Linked DNA regions of Mus musculus: all the other regions are linked to region 3. A link is a loop called in an ENCODE intact Hi-C map of the cell type or tissue named here. Cell type or tissue: left cerebral cortex. All regions are shown on one strand. Links, peaks and the distances in the headings refer to the core of each region. The heading gives the core; the rest is flanking DNA.

Region 1 (4,114 bases), core at 837-3,336, 90 kb after region 3:
CAGCTGGCTCTTGGTTAGGTAGTAGAAACCTAGTCAAGCAGAGTTTGCATGGTTCCCACTCAGAGTTCACAGTCTAACTGGGGTTAATAGATATTAATTAATTATAATACAACAGTAGTCCTAATACGAGGCAAGAATCAGTGTGAGCCTCAGATGGTGTGAAGTTATCTAAAGACTAAGGTCAAGGGACGGTTCCTGACAGAGTGATCCTCGAGCCCAGATCTGAGAAGGAGTTTAAATGAACTCCCCAGACAGCTATGACCACACTGGCATGCCTTGCCCTTGGGCCAGTAGCCAGATAGCTGGCCAACACAAGAGCTGCCAAGCTGCAGTCATAGAAACTCATGGAAACAAGTCACCTGCTGCCCACCACCCTCTGAACGAATGGTGGTACTTCGCTTCTGCCAGGGCTGCACCAGACTCCAGGGAAGGCACTGTGGCCCTTGTGTTCCGTGGCTGTTAAGCCTCAGGATTTTGGAAGCATTAGGTCCAGTGCTGGTGTGAAACAGTGAGCAGGGACCCAGTACCAGTGCAAGCTGGCAGGGCCTTCTCGCAGTGTTCATTGCTTGGACAGTTACTAGCTCTTCCAGAGACATTACTGACTGCCATTCTGTGCAGTCCAGGAGCTGGGGCCCAAACCTTGAGGGTAATCATAAATGATAGTCCCTGGGGGGCTGCAGCCCATTTCCACAGTGCATTGCCACAGGCTAGCCCCTTTCGTAGGAATCTAGCCTGAGATGGTCAGGGTGAGTCCTTCCTCTTAAAACAGTAAACACAAGCCTTTGGCAGGGAGGAGTCGTGAGCTTTGGGGGTCCCTTTTGCTGTGACTGCTGTTTATCCCTAGGGAAAACTTACTGTGCCGTGACAAGGTTAAAAGAGCAGGCAGTCATTTGGGATGTTAATGACTTCTTATTTATTTATTTATTTATTTATTTATTTATGAGCTGCTTATTATACTTATCAAAAAAAAAAACGATCTCAGCATTTTACACTCTTCCTTCATATAATCGTCTAAATGAAAGTGAAAGTACTGAATTATCATATGTAATGAAAGAAAAAGGAAATAAGAGAATCTATGCTGATATGTATGTTAGGTGTCGTATGAACTATGCCAAGGGGTCCTTCCCTATGTTTCCATGAGCTAGTGGATAAAATTAAAGTATGGATAGAAGACTTTTTTTTTAAAGATTAAAAAGTGGGCTGTTGAGATGGCTCAGTGGGTAAGAGCACTGACTGCTCTTCCAAAGGTCCTGAGTTCAAATCCCAGCAACCACATGGTGGCTCACAACCACCCGTAATGAGATCTGATGCCCTCTTCTGGTGCGTCTGAAGACAACTACAGTGTACTTACGTATAATAATAAAATAAATCTTTTTTAAAAAAGATTAAAAAGTATTTGATGGGTGGACCATTTTAAATATCAGTGGCTCCATTTAATTAAACAAATACAGTTAACTTTTACTCCCATTACCCTCTTAGGAAGTTATTGTGTCAAGCCAGTCAAAGCTTCCTGAAAATTATACAACAGATTTTTTTTAATGTGTGACGTGCCCATTTTTTAACTGTGCCCGACATGACTAGCATGTATGTATCATTGAAACACATTGTTATGGTTATAAATATAAATAATGCACTTCCTACTGGCTCTATAGCATATGTTTCAACAGCTAAATTTAAACATATTCAATACTAAATTTTGACCTCTATGCACCGTTCAATTCTGGGGTACAGGGTACCTTTGTAAATCCACTTGGTTACCATAAATCCTCATGTTCTCCTCCCTGTACTAACTGCCATTCTCCCAGATCCAACTAAATGTTCATCTTCTTAACTTTCTAGAAACCCGCCTCTCAGCTCTCCTTCTCCATGGTTTTATGTTTCCAGCCTTTCTGTGATTATTTTTCCCTCTCTTTCTGTCCCTCCTCCTGAAGCCATGTCCCTGAACCTGAGGATTATGGGTGCTCGCCCGATGAATGGTAAGCTACGTGGTACTTCCACTGCTCTCTTTGAAAGCTTCTGATGTATTGCTTTGTAAACAGGCTTTTCTGGTCTCTGGGAGCCATCTTCACAGGTGTTGGGTGATGATGCTCTGTACTGGGTATTAAACTCAGAGTATCCTTGATTTTTCTATCGAAAGCCCTTGTAAACATATTCTAAAGCTTTAAAGGTTGCTGGAGTCTTATATTATTTATCTATAAGGCGGTAGGGATCGATTCCAAAGTGCCTGGGCAGGAAAATCTGCTGCTGCAGCAATTAAAGCTTGCTTATGGTTTTTTTTTTAGCTCAGCACTGCCCCCTTCTGCCACTGTGCGGATAACGCGCCCATGGACCAGATAATGCAGCTACAGGCCCAAGTGGTACAAGTTTCCTTTTAACATTGTTCATTATTTCTATGTCTCTTCAGAGGCTATAAAATGAAGACCTTTAAATGTAAGGCCAAAGTGTTCTAGAACTAGACTTCCTGCAACCTATCAGTAAATGTACATTCATCATAGATTTATTAAAAATAGCATAGTATAAATTTAATTTCACTCCTATGGGAAGCTTTTTGCTTTTGTTTTGTTTTACATTAAAATTCTTTCAGCCATGTATTTGCATTTTTATCTAGGGGAATTTAGTGTATTTTGTTACTTGTATGATTTGTCATGATCTTGTGGCAAATAAAATTTGAACAATTATAGTTTCTTTAAAGCTAGTGATTTTGAAAAAAAGACTTCTATTTATCTGGACCTCATAGGCTTTATGATTAAGTTATATTTCCACGATCCATTGAACTCCAGTTACAGAATAAGTTTTCAGCCTTCTTGGGATTTATTTCAGTAAAGTGGGGATTTGATATGAGTTTTCAGTAAGCCTCATAGCACCCAGGATTACAGAGGCAGCTGTTTGACTCCTGTGACCGGTGCCACCAACAGTGCTCATTACAAGGAGTCCTACACATTCTGACACCTATCACAGTCATTTGGCTCTTCATACCACTCAGACGAGCATTTTATCATTGCTTGCCTTAGCCTTGCCTACATTCCTACTTATCTGGTCCCGCGACCCTGTAGTTAAAGCTTTTACTGTGGATACTCTTTGACCCAGGTCAGATGTTATCTAAATAAACCCTGCCTCCTTTTTTTTTTTTTAACACCTATGCATCTTTATATGCTGCTTGTCTATAGGACAGTTTGACCCATTTTAATACCATTAAGTACTGTAGAATTGATACACATATCTCTCTTAAGAGACATGACTCCTTTTTCTTAGTCTCGCTGTGGTTTTCTCCAAAGTCTTATATTATTTTCCCAGATCATTTAAAACATTAGACTTTGAGCAGGGGTTGTTTCATGCCACTAACCACTGTTGGAAAAGGGGTTATGTCATTTATCTTGCTCATAAGTTTTTTTTTTTTCATTAAAGTATCTTTTGGGGGGGAATCTAAGTTCAAATGAAATATAACAACTTTTTCATGAATTATGTATTTTCACTCTGCCATTGAGTCTAAAAGTGCACCAGGAAAGACGAGTATCATTTTATGGAAAAGGCACTTTGTTTATTTGTATACTTGGGGGGGGGGGGGGGTCTCTGTCTACACTTGTAGGTTTGCAAAGGTAAAGATGCAGGGTTTTTTTTTTTTTTTTTTTTTTTTTTGAGGTTCTGTGTAGGGTTATGTGGAGTGGCCATGCATGTGAGCTTTGGACTCTGACCATCAATGTTTAGACCCTGACCTGTCCTTCACACAAGTTACTAACTACCTGAGTAGACTTATTGGAAGACTATGACCACCATTAGCCGTTAAATCAGTAGGAAACATTGACAATTAACTAAGCCCTAACTAGAAGGCTAGTGCTGGTGGCACTATAATTCTCAGTCTGCACCATCTATCTGACATGATCATTTTCAAGTTGATAGGTTTTATAGAGAGAAGCCTGTAAGTAGTCTCCCCAAGAACACAACCAGCGGACATGGGTGAGAGCCAGAGGTAATCCTGGCTTAGCCTGATTATGAAAGGTGTGTTAGTGCCGTCACACGTCTGTAGACTTGAAAGACTTGTGTTTCTTTTGGAGCACGGGATAGCTTTGCATTTCAAGCCCTAACTGATTTTATTTCAGTTGAATTGCTGAGGTTG
Region 2 (4,114 bases), core at 837-3,336, 100 kb before region 3:
ACATGTATAGGGAATATAGAGGGATATGTTCCAAATATAGTAAACCCTTAATATAAATGTTTTCTGGATAGTAAAATTGTAGTATTTAAGTGTAGCTGGTATGGCCAGTTACATACAATGGGCACTTTGTTTATACTCTAATTTTCTTAAAATTATTATGACATTTTATTTTAAATGTTCTCGTGTGTCTCTATATGTTACATAAAGGTTCAAGCATCTTGCTTTTACTTTCTACCCACGATAGGATAGGACTTGGAAATCACTGAGTACTTATTGTTTGCAAAGTGGGTTAGTGAAAAAATAGGTAAGATCGGGCTGTATCACTCAGATAAATACCCTCTGATCATGTGGTGATTGTCCATATAGGCTTCTGTGTTTGTAGCAATGTAGCAAATGTGTTAATGTATTTGTGAGTAAAGAAAATAAATAAATTACTCAGTGAGCCTTGGAGACACCTGATGGTAGAATGACTTCGCATCCCTAACCTGACTCTAATGAAGATTTATGAAGAAGAAAATGTCAGCACTGGATGCTGGCCTATCCCTGTTGTGGATTCCACCAAAGTGAACTTCAAAGTTATGCTGCCAGACACCATTATTTTAATTTCCTGTCCAGGAGAAAGTGGTATTTTATCAACATTTCTTACAGTTCTTTGGAAGCATAAAATGTACTTTAGAAACATAAAACTGTAAGGTCTTCATTTGAGTTACAAGCTAATAAATTCCCCTGTTGTCTGTCCCTGGATGTGAGCCAAAGAGAAACCTCCTGAGCCAGAAACAATAGGTTTAAGACTCAAGGTACAGGAAGCAGCAGAAGCAGCAGAAAATTTACAGCAGATCCTCTGTAGGGGAGACATGGAAGGGTTCAGATAGGTGCTGCTCATGTAGAGGATTTGCATCCCAGCTTGGGCACACATAGTGAAGACAATCTTCTTTTATATAGAAGAGAAAGAAAGCTTGTTATTTATTTGTCTGGGCTAAGAAGAGATAGTCTAACATCAATTGCAGAAATAATCACAATAAACAAGGCCAATGGTCCCAAGGACTGGGGAGATGATGTAGTCAGTAATGTGCTCTGTGTGTTCACTTAAGGACCTAAGTTCTATCGGCAATATGCATTGTATCATGGGCTTGTAGTGCCAGAACTCAAGAAGCTTGGGCTCACTAGTGAGCCAGTTTAGCCTAATCAGTCAACCCCAACTATGATGAAAACTGTCTAAAAAAACAAAGGTGATAGACCATAAGAAATATCACAATAAGTTATCCTTTGCTGTCTACACCCATATTCACAGACATTCTCATATACATATATGTGCACACACTCATGCACACATATACAAAGTGGTCCAATGAAAAGCAGTCCAATTCTTGCAATATTGGTATGGCCAGCAAGGCATACAGGCCACTAAGAAGCCTGCAAAAGACTCCCTCACCCCACAGGAACTACTACTATGAAAGTTCAAATTATCAAGTAATTCTAAATAATTTTTACCACATCTTACTCTTTGGTGGATAGTCTTACACATAGGGAACGTTTCATAAGTCTATTCCTGAGACCAACAGTTAGAATTCCAGGAAGAGGATCTAACATCCTCGCTATCCTCACGTTCTATCATGGGAGGAAAGAGTAGTGGTGAATTAATTAGCACGAAACGCAGCTGGAGATGAAGGCAATGTTCATAGATAAAGAGATTTCATCTATAATGCTATGGATTTTGGACTTATGCCAAGAAAAATCAGAGGAATTAATAAGTTTAAGTGGAGATAACTAAATTTCATTTTAGAAAAGTAGGTGAGTGTGTCAGATAAAAACAAGAGGGCTAATGAGGAGGCAACCTAACTATGGTACAACCCAAAACGTAGGAGTTCAGATAGAGACCAGAGTTGGTGTGAGATGCACCGGAGTTAGAACTGCTAAAGTTACAGAGTTCAAATGAATTAAGAGGTGCAGTGGAATGCAAGAAAAAAAAAAAAACAAAAAACAAAAAACAAAACAGGCTCTGCCTTGAGCAACTGAGTAGCAGTGGTGCTAACTAACCTGGAAAGAAAAGGAAAAAAATGTTTGCACAGTGCTAAAGAGCTTGGTTCTTCCATGGCTGCCTGGTGTCCAAAATGTGGTAGAACGTTGGAGACATTCAACAGCAGTTGGCTTTACATCTCTGGTGCTTTGGAGGTAGGACTGAGTTTGTTCCACAAAACTAGACAGTAACTGAAGTCGTGCGAGAGAATGCAAACCTATTTGAAGAGCAAGAAAGGGAGAAAAGGCTCAGAAGAGAACCATGTTCATTCTAGCATTCTTAAAGACAGCCAAGAAATTTATAGTCATAGAAGAAAGCCAAGAATATTGTCAAAAAATGTACAGTCACAGGAAGAAAATCAAGAATGCAGGAGACTGAAAACTAAGAGAAAAAGAGCATTGTGAGTCATGGGAGCTTGCAGAGATGAGGGAGTCTATAGGGGTCTGACGTAGGTCCTGTGTGTGTGTGTGTGTGTGTGTGTGTGTGTGTGTGTGTGTGTGTAGCTTGGAATGCTGGAGCAGGGTCTGTCACGGACTCCTTTGCTTGCTCATGGGTCCCTTTTCCTCTTACTGGTTTGTCTTGTCCAGCTTGATATAATGCTATGTGCCTGGTCTCATTCTAGCTTGTTATGCTGTGTTTGGTTGATGTCCCTGGGAGGGTAGAGGGGGTGGATCTGAGGGAGGGAGAGGATGGGGAGACACTAGAGGAAAGGGAAGGAGGAAACTGCAGTCTGAATGTAACATATGAGAAAAGAATCGAAAGAAATAAGAAAGAAAAGAATCAGTAGAGGCAAATGCTGAGGCTAAGGAAAAATGGTTTCAGGACTTAAGGTTTTTATTAAACTAAATATAGGAGACCTTATTCATAAGGAGGAAAAAAAGATGTCAGTTGGAAATGCACATAGTGTGTCTACACATAGGCTACTCTTTCTGAAAGTTTAAGATATAAATGAAAACAAAAGAGATGTTTATGCCTGAAAAGATACCAGTTAGATAATGAAGCACTAAAACCATGGTGATGGATTCAGGAAGCTAATGTTTTAAAACGTCAAGCATAATTTTCAATGAGAAGTTAAATGAACATACATCAAAAAGATATTATTTAATTAATTAATGAGGCAGAAATTTTTCATAATAGCTAATTTTGTTACAGTAATTTAATAAGTGAATATGAGGATAAGCTTGATATCTTAGTACACAATTAATACACTGGAAAGCAAAACTCAAACCAACAGATTTACTTTTCTGTGGAAAAAAATTCTTTGTGAAAGCTATTTATCACTGAAGTGCAAAAAAAAAATGCTTACATTACCATACAACTTCACTAGGCCTTGGACTTCAATAATTAATTGTGGGCTGAGCAAAGTACATCTCCTCTCACAAGCCTGTGTAAGCAAGCAATACAATAACCCATATAACCATAAGGAAGCATTTCATTTACCTCTAGCCTTATTCCCAAGTTCTAAACATTTTTAACAGGGTAGTTGCTGAAAAGTATATTTGCAAAAAAAAAAAAAAGCAATCAGCAAGGTCTGTGCAAATAAGAGCAAACTCCAAAAAAAACATAACTGATATTAGATGATGAACAATCTGTTTACAAAATTATAGACAGAGTTAAGGGAAAGAAAATGGATATGATGACTCACATGTGTAGCCCCAGCCCTCAAGAGGAAGACGGTCATGGGTTTGAAGTCAGCTCAGGCTACATAATAAAATACTGTCTCAAGAATCAAAAATAAAATAATTAACAATACAAGACCAAAGGTGGGAAAAGATCTCTTGAGATCAGCAGCCAGTGGCCTGATGAGGAAGGAAATGGCTACTAGGACTCAGAGAGATATAACTATAGCAGCCAACTTCTCAATGTAACTCTTATGTCTTTTCATGTAGGAACATGGCTCCTCACTCTCTAACTGAGAAAGGATAATGGAGAAATAAATATCATGGTCTCCTTCTTCCCCTGCTCTCTAACCAAAGAACGGTAATGGCCATTGGCTAGATCCAATCTGATTTCAGAAATCAAAGACCCATTTAAGCATAGCAAAATAATGGATAATATAAATGGATACTAGGAGAAGAGGTGACAGTCACACAAAAG
Region 3 (4,114 bases), core at 1,081-3,580:
CTCGAGTTGCAGTCATATCTCTCTCTCTCTCTCTCTCTCTCTCTCTCTCTCTCTCTCTCTCTCTCTCTCGTTCACCCTCTACCCATCTCTCCTTTCTGGATCTCAAAGGAATACTAATAAAAAGCCTTGCTACAGGCTCTTTCCGCTAGGTGCCCAGAAGAACAGTACACGAAGCCAGTACCTTTTACCTTTATTCCTTTCTTACCCTGCTCAGGAGCTTGCTAGACACAAAGCTCCCCTCATCCTATCTCGAGGCTGAAATCGGGAACAAATTAAAAATACTGCATTTGTTTCGACTTGTTAGATTGGATTTTACTACACAAAATAAAAGGCACTGAGGTCGTGCTGGTCTCTAGGACATAACGACTTGTAATTAACATCTTTATGGATTTTATACCGACGCCCCACTAGGCTTTGAGGATAAACTACTGCATCGAACTTTCTGGAGCAGAAACCACAAACAGCATAATTTTTGCTTGGTTAACCACGTGGTCAACAGTTGGTTTGGTTGCAGTTTCAGAGCCTTAACAGGTTGCAGAGGACGAACTGGTGGGAAGTACGGGCTCACACACCCACGCAGGTTGTGTGGCTGGAAGCCTTAAAACGACAAGAGGAACCGTTCCAGTGGCTTCAGGTCTCACAGCCTGCTACTACAGAGGGTTCACGTTCATCTCAGGCCAGGAGTCAGGCTGGGTGTTGAGATAGGCTAGGATTCCACTCAGAGGGCGAATGCAGGGTCCCCCCACATCAGCAGAGACGTCACCCACAGAGTCTCAGAGGCTTAGACTCAAGCTGCCCACACCGAACCCAACACCCTGGCGCTGAGGACGGTCGGTTCTATCGCATTGTAGAGCCAGAAGGTGGCTGTAGGGGATGCCAGAGCTTTCAGAGCTAAAGAAGCTCTTCCTCTTTTATTAAGGCTTGGGACACTTGTACTGGCCTCAAGGAGGGCCGAGGTGGGCCGAGAAGCCGAGAATGCTAGATCGAAGTCCCCTCCCCGCGGATGGTACGGTCCGAACTGGGCGGGACCTGGAGGCTCGGCGGCCCTGTCCCCGCCCCACTCCAGGAGGCCAGCGAGTGAGCGCGCGCCCCGCAGACCCCGCCCCCGGCGCCGTCCCCGGCTCCGCCCCTCGAGCCCGCTCCTCTGCCACTGCGGGGAGACCTAGGCGGCTCTGCGGACGCAGCTCCTTCGCCGCCTTCCCCCTCCCGTCCAGTGCCCAGGCGGCTCCTGGCGGCGACGCTGCCCTGGGTGGGAGGCGCGGCCCCGCGGCAGCTGAGCCCTCTGCGCGGCGCAGCCAGCTCTCCCGCCCGCGCGGCGCCGTGACAGGTGCAGGGTCCCCGCCCGAGACCCACCTGCAGGGGCTGTCGAGATGCCGACCATGCGGAGGACAGTGTCGGAGATCCGCTCGCGCGCGGAAGGTGAGTGACCGCCGCAGCAGGAGGCTGTGCGCCCAGAGTGCGTGGGGGCAGGTGCTAGCAGCCTGGGGTCTGACGTGAGTGTGTGTGTGTGTGTGTGTGTGTGTGTGTGGCCGGGAAGAGACACCTCATCCCATCTACACCCCCTCCTCCTTTTCCCAGTAGTCTGGTTGTCGCCCCTGATCGCCAGTGAACCCTTCCGCCAGCTCTGCCTTCAGCGCACTAGCAAATGCTTTCCAGGATCCAAAACCTCGGAATTTATGCGCTGGCGGGAGCCCCAAGGTTTCCTTTACACCGCAACGCGACTGTTCAGTCCTTGTCTCCCAGAGCACTCGCCCGGCTCTCCTCCTTCGCCAACAGCGCACAATCTTTGCAATCTGCCTGTTCCCAGTGAGTTTACCCGTGCCCATGAATAGATCCCTCCAACCTACTATCTCCAGCGCCCACCATTGTGTTGCCCCCACATCACAGCTTCCCGAAGAGCGGGTTTGCCATTCCCAGGCGTCGCAGATTCTTTGATCCACTGTTCCCAGCATCTCTAGGCTGGAAGAGCCTTAATTGGGTTTGGGTGCTCAGTGGATACCAGGCTGCGTTCCAGTCTCTGCACTTCTGCCCCCTGTGGCTCACCGGGCTCTAGTTTGAGGTTTCATTTTTGTTTTTCATTTTTGCTTGAAGCCTGCACTTCGGCCGACTGAACTGACTTGAGTAAGGTGCATGCTGCTTTTGTTGCTCCACCCAGGGCCAGCTGTTGAGTGGTTCCACTTGTAGGAAGTGTGCAACAGATGCCCTAGGTTATGGGCTAGGACGCTTTGGCAAAGACTGAGATGGTGCTGTGCACCCTGATTGAGGAGCCCTTCTCCTCCTGTCTGGCGTGTGGCAGGCTTTCAATAAACACCTCTTGGTTTTACTAGGACAAAAAGGAAACGGTATACTTTTATTTTCTTTCTTTTGTTTGTCTGTTTTTCCATTCCAGTAACTCTGCCCTTCAACGTTGTGGAATGGCACTATTTTGAGAAATAATCTATCTTGTTACCGTCACTGATTCTCATCCCTGCCCCCATCTTGACCGTGAGATAGATGATAACGGGGTGGTGGAGGTGGAGTAGAAGCAAGGAGAATAGGATTTCTGGGGGCGGGAGTAGTAAGAGCTGTAAGGACCTCATGTGAAAAATAGGAATTCCGGGCTCTAATATGTAGGCAAGAGACAAGGGAATCAAAACTGACCTGCATCTTAAGAATTTAGTATATAAGCGTATTTTTTTTTCAATTTCGAGGAAAATGAATGAATGCACTAACCACAGTCTGAATGATAGAAGCAACAAAGTTAGGATAACTGGTGTTAAAATATTATTTATCACGCCAGTTGATGTTTTTAAATACTAGCAACCAGCAGGTCATATATTAAGGGGGAGGGAGGGAAGAGAAAGAAATCTAAAGGCAAGGTAAAGCTGCTGTCACTTTGACAGAATATACAGTAGCATGGAGAGGCAGCGGTAGGCACCTCCTGTGTTCAGAGCGCTTTCACAACAATTGCCTTATGGGGCTCTTGCACCACTTCTGGAGGCTGTTGAAAGTGGAGGAGGATGGCTGAGGAGACCTGGCTCAGAATGGCTCAATGAGTTGATCAAAGGGAAACAGCTAGTTCAGTGATATACTGTATCAGGGGCTCAGAAAGAAAACAAGCGCTCCTGCTGCTGAGTCTGTGCAGCCCTGAGTATCCATCGGTGTCAGGGTCCTCCTGCTGCCTCCGCCTCCGGAATGACCCTTCTTCCGGATTGGTTGATTTCACTTTAATATGAGCCAGCAGATAATATCTCTGGGACTGGGGGCTGGGAGGGAGGAGGAGGGGCGTGGCCTGTTGATTGGCCTTCCACAGGTTCCTCTCAGAGGGAACAATCTCCTTTGACAGCTCTTTCTTGCTAGATAAGGCCTTATTCTAAACTGCACTCACCCTGGCCTCCATTAGAACAGGATGGGCGCCTGACACAAAGGCAGCCAACCCCAATCGAGTCACAAGTTTGTAACCTTGGGGATTTGTAAAATAAATAAATAAATAAATAAATAATTTCCCATGCTACTATATCACTACTGGGGAACTTAAAGTTAGAGGAAGAATGAAAATCGAAGCCAAAGGGGGCAGAATTGAAGGGGGCTAGTAGGAGAGAAAATGGATGACTGTAGTATGCCCTGAAAGTAATACCAAATTAGGCAGCAGGAACTGGGTAAAGAGCCTCAGTGGAAGAGATCTAGTATGGAGGCCTGACCTTAGGCCCCCTGCCCTAGTTTGCTATTCAGAAGTCTATGCAGGGTTAAGGCATTCCTCCTCATTTGAAGCGACTTGTGTGGATTTCTGTTCCCCCAGTCTAGATTGGCCCGACGCACAGCTACTGTGCACTTGAAAGTTGTTTACAGCCAAGGTGTAAAGAAAAGGCTTAAATAAAGTGGGCAGCAGATCCTCTTAGTGGGTAGGTTGTTAACTGAACACAGGACTTGCTGTGGGTGGCACACATGCTATGGAAGTGTAGGACTTCGGTCTTTGCTTAATAATGAGCCAGTGAGTAGGTAGGACTGACTGCAGAGCCCACTTGTAGTGCCAGCTTCAGGTGTGGAGGATCAGAAGGGGATCGTGTTAAATGTGGATCCTGATTAAGGAGGTCCAGGTGCTAGAACAGTCACACTTAGGACAGGTTCAAAGGTC

What was found. Hi-C counts contacts between places; a loop is a spot of excess contacts. Peaks named below come from ENCODE experiments on the same cell type or tissue, not always from the same donor. Only the 100,000 strongest peaks of a DNase experiment are listed, where the experiment ranks them.
Region 1: a loop joins it to region 3, with 5 times the contacts of the local background. A loop is called at or near these places in 14 of 42 quality-filtered maps.
Region 2: a loop joins it to region 3, with 3 times the contacts of the local background. A loop is called at or near these places in 4 of 42 quality-filtered maps.

Annotation. Positions count from the first base shown.
Region 1 is chr5:67,754,512-67,758,625 of GRCm38, reverse strand. Atp8a1 (ATPase, aminophospholipid transporter (APLT), class I, type 8A, member 1) reads left to right here. Exons shown (of 37, transcript NM_001038999.2): 15 at 1,932-1,976. Among named protein-coding and RNA genes, the nearest start is that of Gm46914, 54 kb to the right of the region's middle. In left cerebral cortex, for the core only: CTCF peaks have their summits at 1,373 and 2,315 (motif pointing left); a DNase peak (open chromatin) is centred at 2,274.
Region 2 is chr5:67,943,879-67,947,992 of GRCm38, reverse strand. Gm5108 (predicted gene 5108) reads right to left here. Exons shown (of 4, transcript NM_001256184.1): 2 at 3,324-3,401. Among named protein-coding and RNA genes, the nearest start is that of 4930425K10Rik, 2.9 kb to the right of the region's middle. In left cerebral cortex, for the core only: no CTCF peak of the experiment used is centred there; a DNase peak (open chromatin) is centred at 2,302.
Region 3 is chr5:67,844,467-67,848,580 of GRCm38, reverse strand. It overlaps Atp8a1 (ATPase, aminophospholipid transporter (APLT), class I, type 8A, member 1), which reads left to right and starts at 1,150. Exons shown (of 37, transcript NM_001038999.2): 1 at 1,150-1,419. The coding sequence starts at 1,371. In left cerebral cortex, for the core only: a CTCF peak has its summit at 2,062; DNase peaks (open chromatin) are centred at 1,840, 2,459 and 3,061; H3K4me3 peaks cover 2,500 bases; H3K27ac peaks cover 1,934 bases.